Regions from separate parts of the Homo sapiens genome. Here region 2 is linked to region 1. Evidence: chromatin contacts called from ENCODE Hi-C or POLR2A ChIA-PET data. All regions are on one chromosome and are shown on one strand. The core of a region is the stretch at or near the end of the contact, and the rest is flanking DNA. Distances in the headings are between cores, read along the strand shown. Region 1 overlaps PDZRN3 (PDZ domain containing ring finger 3). Region 2 overlaps PDZRN3 (PDZ domain containing ring finger 3).

Region 1 (3,496 bases), core at 871-3,370:
GGGAGATGACTATGCATATATAATTAAAGCTGTCCTTGGATCTACCTCCTTGACTCCAAGCTCCAAACCAGCCTCCTCCCCACTGCAGGAGTCGATCTCTATGAATGTTATGTTTTCTTTCCTTCTGTATTTTGTGCTTATGTGGTCTTTTAAATTTCCTTCTGACTCAGGCCTCTTCACTGGCATAGAGCACATGCTTTATTTATTCCCCTATAACTGGATATTTAGACTGCAGCTTTTTTGCTTTTCCAAGCAATGGTGCTGCGAGCCTTCATAGACCTTTTTCCTTGTGCGTGTATATGTGCTAGTGTTTCTTCTCGGGTAGAGATCTAGAAATGGAGCCACCAGTTTCCAGGCAAGACCAGACGTAAAAGGTTGTACATAAGGAGCACTAGTTTTACATACCCATGAACTATATTTATTACGGTCGTGCTTGAGTTCTGGCTGAAGAATTACGTGACACAAAAATGGACAGAGTTAGCTACAGGAGGCAGAAAGCGTGCAGTAGGGATCCTGTTGAATCCTCAAGCTAAGTAGTTTACCAAGCTGGTTGCAAATCTATTTGGTATTTTCCTGATTATCAAAATACTTGCCACTGATAGGAAACATTTGTTTGAGGGCCTCTCCTCCTCCACCCCCAACCTCCAGTGTACGACAGATGAATCAGTCATGGTAGAAGAAACAAATGGCTTTCTGTTGTTACTGCTTCTTTAAAGATAATCCGTTGTTTTCAAAACATTTGCAACGATTGCTTTCAAGGAAAGGGTGGCTGGAGGCCTCAGCCCCTGATTTCCCCAGGTGGAAACATTTGCAGTGGGTTTTCAGGGAAGTCACAGAGAAGAGCCGCCCGCCCGTGCCAGGATTCAAGGCAGGAAGTTGTCTGTTTGGTATTTACTCAGGCGTCTTTGGGCAAGAATTGATTATTCAATCAGAGTTGAAAGTTACTGCTAGGAGTTGCTTAGGCAGTAAGAGAAGAGGCTGTTTTCCTTGGAAAGGCCTAAAAGCCTGAATCTCCAATTTAAAATTAAATTTTGCTGTGACTTTCCTGCAGGATCTCAGGTGAGAGATACTTCTTGCCCTCCAAGACTGAAAGCCTAGTTTGTCAGTACGTTAGTTGAGTACTGAGGGAACGCCCCTTTGAGCCATAGCACTGGGAGATCCAGAAGGGACATGAGCCACCATCTCTTTCAATGACCTTGTTTTTATAGAAGAGGAAACTGAGCCAGGGGAGATGAAATGATCAGCCTAGTGCCCACATGTTGGAGAAATTACAGGACAAACAGACAGAGGTCCAATTTCTGCACCTAAAGGGCTGAGACCGCATGGGTCTGCGTCCTCCTGGGTCCGCCCTTTCCTGTGCCTGTTGCATGGTAGATGCTTAGTGAGCGTGTTGCCCTGAGACCATCCCATCTCCAGATGGCTGGTTTCCAATGTGATTATGAGGGCAAAGTCACTTCCTCACGGGGGGCTTGGAAAGTAAAAAAGGAAAAGTCAAAACACATAAGAAATGGAAATAACAGAGTAAGCCTGTGTGTTTTAAAAACTACTATTTATATCTTGCCTCCTTCCACAAAGGATTTAAGGCAGCTTAGGAGAGTTAAACACCAACACCAGAGCCCTCACTACACAGTAAGTAACTAATTGCCACGTGAGGCTTACAGATAAATGCTGAGAGCCTGGGTGGGGGAAATTGTCTTTGCTGCTGCAGAGACGTTTTAGGCCTGTCTGGATAAACCATAGGCATAATATATAAATAGAACCTCAAAGGGACACTAGGGGCTCTGTTGCCAGAGGTTTATTTTTCTTTTTTGGTTTTTGTATGAGAGGGCCTTGGTTATGGCTAGGGAAGTGGACAGGGGAGAGAAAAAATATTTATTTTCCAATGTATCAATTTTGTGTGCCATACCCTGCCTTTTCACATATCTCTTTCAGAAAGTTCTCCACGTTTACATTTCTGGAGAAGTTAAAATGAAAGACCCTGTTTACATTTATAGTTAAAATTAAAAACAGGATTTACCTGGGAGCTAATACCCTCCAGTGACTTAAGGTTGGAAATTAAGGCTTCCTGGCTTATCTTTCTTAAGGATAGAAAACTGTTCACTCCTAAATCGCCCCCTAGTGGTCCCTTAAGTCACTGATAGTCTCCTGCCCGAGGAGCTGCACGGCAGGTCCCAGTTGGAGGCACCATCATCTGTTGCATTGCTCCAAGGTGAAATTGGCCATCACGATGACAGAATTCTGCAAGGAGAAACTTCGGTTGACTTTTCTTCTTTCACTCCCAGGGTTTTCCTTTATGTCTTCACTGCTGTTTCCAGATTTCTGAAGAACAGTGCAGGACTGAGTTTATGCACGAAGCTCTGAGGACCAAAGGTGGAGGGAGGTCTTCCTTGAAAATTACTTTGCTGAGGCCTTGCTCCTTGTTCAAGGCAACACTATGGGAGGGGTTGTATGGTGGTGGCTGCTGCTCAGCAAGGGTGTCCAGCATGTGCCGGGGAAGAGAGGTTTTTTGAAGTACATTTCTAGTCGATAGCCAAGCCTATTGTGAAGAGTGGGAACAGGGCTGGTAATAGCTGCATCTCTTTTTTTTTTGAGACCGTCTCAGTCACCCAGGCTGGAGTGCAATGGCACAATCTCGGCTCATTGCAACCTTCACCTCCTGAGTTCAAGCCATTCTCATGTGCCTCAGCCTCCCAAGTAGCTGGGTTTACAGGCACGTGCCACCATGCCTGGCTAATTTTTGTATTTTTAGTAGAAACGGGGTTTTACCATGTTGGCCAGGCTGGTCTGGAACTCCTGGCCTCAAATGATCGCCCACCTCGTCCTCCCAAAGTGCTGGGATTACAGGCGTGAGCCACTGCGCCCGGCCAGCTGCATCTCAGAATTTTTGTTAGCGAGTCTGACTTACAATTGCCAATACCTGAGAGTTCCTTTAGTATGCAGTTTTAGATCTCCACTAAGGCTTCATTTAAATACATCTTTTCTTTGCCAAGTGTTCAGCTGCCAGTAGTGATTTCTCATATGGCTGATTCTAATTAGACCTGACATTGTCAAACTCCATAACTTCTCCAAGTTACAGAAGTGATACAGTTTCATTTCTAAAAGCACTGGAAAGCTCAGAGTGAGAAGTAACCTGTCATCTCACAATACAGAAAAATACCTATGCCTTACGTGTGCTTCATGAGGGGGTGGTAGAAAATGAGAATGAAATGGCCGGGCACGGTGGCTCACGCCTGTAATCCCAGCACTTTGGGAGGCCAAGGCGGGCGGATCACCTGAGGTCAGGAGTTGAGACCAGCCTGGCCAACATGGTGAAACCCCATCTCTACTAAAAATACAAAAATTATCCAGGCATATGGTGGCAGGTGCCTGTAATCCCAGCTACTCGGGAGGCTGAGGGAGGAGAATCACTTGAACTCGGGAAGCAGAGGTTGCTGTGAACTGAGATCTCACCATTGCACTCCAGCTTGGGGGACAAGAGCGAGACTTCGTCTCAAAA
Region 2 (3,156 bases), core at 435-2,934, 94 kb before region 1:
AAGAGCGTTGATGGAATCCAGATGCCAGTTAGAGACATATCTTTGTCATGTGGGGATAAATGTCAGGAAAAACACTTAATGCTCATTTTAGGTTGTGATTTTGGTTTCTTTTGGTGAATCATATAACATTTTACTCTGTGTGTGTGTGTGTGTGTGTGTATGTGTGTGTGTGTGTTTGGGGAAGTGTGAAGAAGGAAGGAGAGAAGGACTGAGAAATGTACATTTTTCCAAGCTTAGTTATTGCTGTTGCATTTGAAGGGGTAGACTGAATCACACTTGAAGTCGTTTCCTTCCCCCTTTAGAATATAGGGATTGTTTTTTGGTTTTGTTTTTTGCTGTTTAAAGTGGAAAATGTTTTATTTGAAGAGTTATTTTTAACAAATGGAATTTTTATGTATTTGTATTCAGAGTAATTGTTATTGAAATAAATCTTCTAATGACATACGGCAAGGAATTTACCATGACTAGATTTTGGAGTTTTTGTGGAACATTCTGAGCTTACATTTCAAATGATTTTGTTTGGAAATATCACATGCTTGTGCCATTTAATTTATAAATCCATCTGTTAATCACTAGAAATTTAATCCGTACACTTGGAGAGAATTCATTGCAGTGCTGTTTGAAAAGAAGTTCGTGAACAAGCTGTGAGGGTTTTTTATGAGCTTGTTGGAGCCTTTTGATTTTAAGGAAAGGAAGGAGTTTGAACAGTGAGCTGTCTTCGTTCCCAGAAAGTTTTAGTTCTGACATTTAATTCAAAGATCTAAAGAGATTCAAGGAGGTCAGAGATCAGAATTTATTAGGACTAGAGTGATGGTAGTGCATCGGAACAAAAACAAAATATCTGTTTTCACAGTCAAATTATTAGATATTTACAAGTTTAATAACATTCTGTGCAAATGAGGATGTGGGAAAACACTCTGTCTAATGAACAATAAGTATAAACTCTCTGAAAAGCCATTTGGCAATATCTTTGAAATGTACATATCCTTTTACCCAACAGTTCCATTGTTAGGGATTTGCCCTAGAACTATAATAGCAAAGATAATTTAAAATACAAGTAGGAGAGTATTATCACAGCATTGTTTAATCACAGCAAATGAAAACAGTGTTTATTAGCCTCATGTTGGATACTGTTCAGTCACTTTAAGAAGTAAGGCAGACACGAATTGGTAGCAGAAGATCTTCATGATTTTTAGAGTTAAATGAGAGAGGCAAGGACATAAGAGTCAGACTAGCATAATCACATTTGTATGCAAAAAGGAACAAATGCATATTTAGGAATATGATGTGTTAAAATGTTTTCAAAAGGATGCATAAAGTCAAATAGCTACCATAGGCGGGGGAAGAAGGACAATGGGTTGGAGATGGCAGGGATGCATCATTTTATGTCCTTTGGTGTGGTTTGAAATATTTTACTGTGTGTGTATTTTAGTTTAAAACAGAAATTAGGAGAAACAAATACCTTTTACCCTATTGCCACTCTTGACACAGCAAGAGTCAATTACTGTTTTAAGAGTGCAAGCTTTACTTTCATGCTCAACTTAATGCCTAGCATTCATGCATGTTTTTTTTTTTAACCCAAAGGATAACCACGATGGATCATCCAGTGAAGGAATCTTTGTATCCAAGATAGTTGACAGTGGGCCTGCAGCCAAGGAAGGAGGCCTGCAAATTCATGACAGGATTATTGAGGTATGTGAATACTGGCCAGTGTCTTTGAATAGGCTGAATGCCATCCCATCTTCGTCTAGCTCAAAGCAAGATGTTTGACTGGGGAGGGAGGCCTAAAGTGGTAGATGGTTGAGCGGGAGTCTCACTTTTCCCATTGTGTGGGACCAGATTGAGTGTTGATTGCCTTGGTGTTAAATTTTTGTTAAATGTAGAAAAGCCAGATTATGAGTGGAATGTTCACAATTTGGCTTTTTTCATGTGGACCTCAATCTGTTTCGTATGCATCAGTTACAGTTTCGCGCGAAAACCGTTGAAGAGTTGGATGTTAGAACCAGATGAACGAACCCTGTTGTACAAATTGTGCACCCTGTTCATATTGATTACCAGGGTACAATTGTGTCAGCTTTGGAGTCATTCTAATGTCCTCAGAGCTCACACAGCACACACTTATTTCTACAAATGCATTGTTCTCTCTGTTAGTTTGTCGTCTTTGCCTGTTGTTAGTTGTACAACCTGATTGCCCAGGGATTTGCAGGCAGAGGTTGATATTAGGGTTCACATATCATCACTTACTCCATTTTCAGTTCGTCATTCATCATTTCAAACTTTTATACAGCAGGTTTGTAGACTCATGTAGGGGAAGTGGATCTCTCAGCCCCACCAGACAACACTTTGTAACAGGGTTGCAGTGTTCTAGGATGCTCTGAGTCACTAAAAGGGAGAGAATGATTTGTTGCCTTCTCATATGGGCTCTTGTTGCAAAGTTTGATATAAATGAGTAATTTTTTACTGGTGTTTTGACCATTTTCATAGCTCTTTGGATGGATACACATATGGGCTAAATTGATTGGCTTTCCTATTAGGCAAAAAGTAAATTTGAGAATCCACGATGATATGCCAGACCCCACAAGAAATTCACCCATGGGCCACAGCCGTAATATAGTGCAAATAGAAGAAACCAGAAAAACAGCACCGATACCAGTGGGTGTTTGTTTTCCACATGCATTTTTATCATGTCTGTATTTCCTGAGTATTTTCATGGCCTATTTCAAAATTTAGGACTGAGTGGGAGCTAGGACCACGAGCTAAGCCATAAGTGAAGTTCACATCACTCACTGGAATGTGGCCACAGGCTTCTCCTGGGGAAAGGAGCCTCAGCAAGACAGAGAACAAAGTCTTGCATTTCCAGTCTCATCTGGACACATTCTGCAACGTGCAGTATGCTTCAGGATAATTTGTAATCCTCAGGAAAATACACAGTTAAATCTCACAGGGAAAGCAAACTGAACTAGTTAGGGTGTAAGGCTCCCTCCTCGGAGGGAGTGTGATGTGCTAACTTACATGCTAAAATGATACTTGATTTTGTTTTAAGGACATTATTAATATTGTTGCATCCCCTTTGAATGTTTGAAGGGTTCTTAAACTTGGAGCTTTTTTTGCTGCATGGTTTAGAGTCAGTCTTTGTACTTCCCAGGTCAGGAGACT

The links. A loop is a pair of places that touch in the nucleus more often than their neighbours do. ChIA-PET counts read pairs that join two places held with the same protein, here RNA polymerase II (POLR2A). Pooled maps may share reads with other maps.
Region 2: a loop to region 1 is called in a map of IMR-90, with 3 times the contacts of the local background. The contact joins two enhancer-like sites. A Hi-C loop is called at or near these places in 10 of 168 maps with a recorded cell type or tissue (IMR-90, chondrocyte, esophagus muscularis mucosa and 3 more) and 4 of 50 pooled maps. POLR2A ChIA-PET finds 5 or more read pairs at or near these places in 1 of 52 experiments (activated T-cell).

What each region holds. Positions count from the first base shown.
Region 1 is chr3:73,507,182-73,510,677 of GRCh38, reverse strand. All of the region lies in intron 3 of PDZRN3 (PDZ domain containing ring finger 3), which reads left to right. Among named protein-coding and RNA genes, the nearest start is that of PDZRN3-AS1, 110 kb to the left of the region's middle. Within about 2 kb of position 2,120, at least 4 of the 41 ENCODE cell types and tissues checked have a DNase peak (open chromatin) inside an H3K27ac peak, as active enhancers do.
Region 2 is chr3:73,600,890-73,604,045 of GRCh38, reverse strand. PDZRN3 (PDZ domain containing ring finger 3) reads left to right here. Exons shown (of 10, transcript NM_015009.3): 3 at 1,585-1,692. Among named protein-coding and RNA genes, the nearest start is that of PDZRN3-AS1, 21 kb to the left of the region's middle. Within about 2 kb of position 1,684, at least 4 of the 41 ENCODE cell types and tissues checked have a DNase peak (open chromatin) inside an H3K27ac peak, as active enhancers do.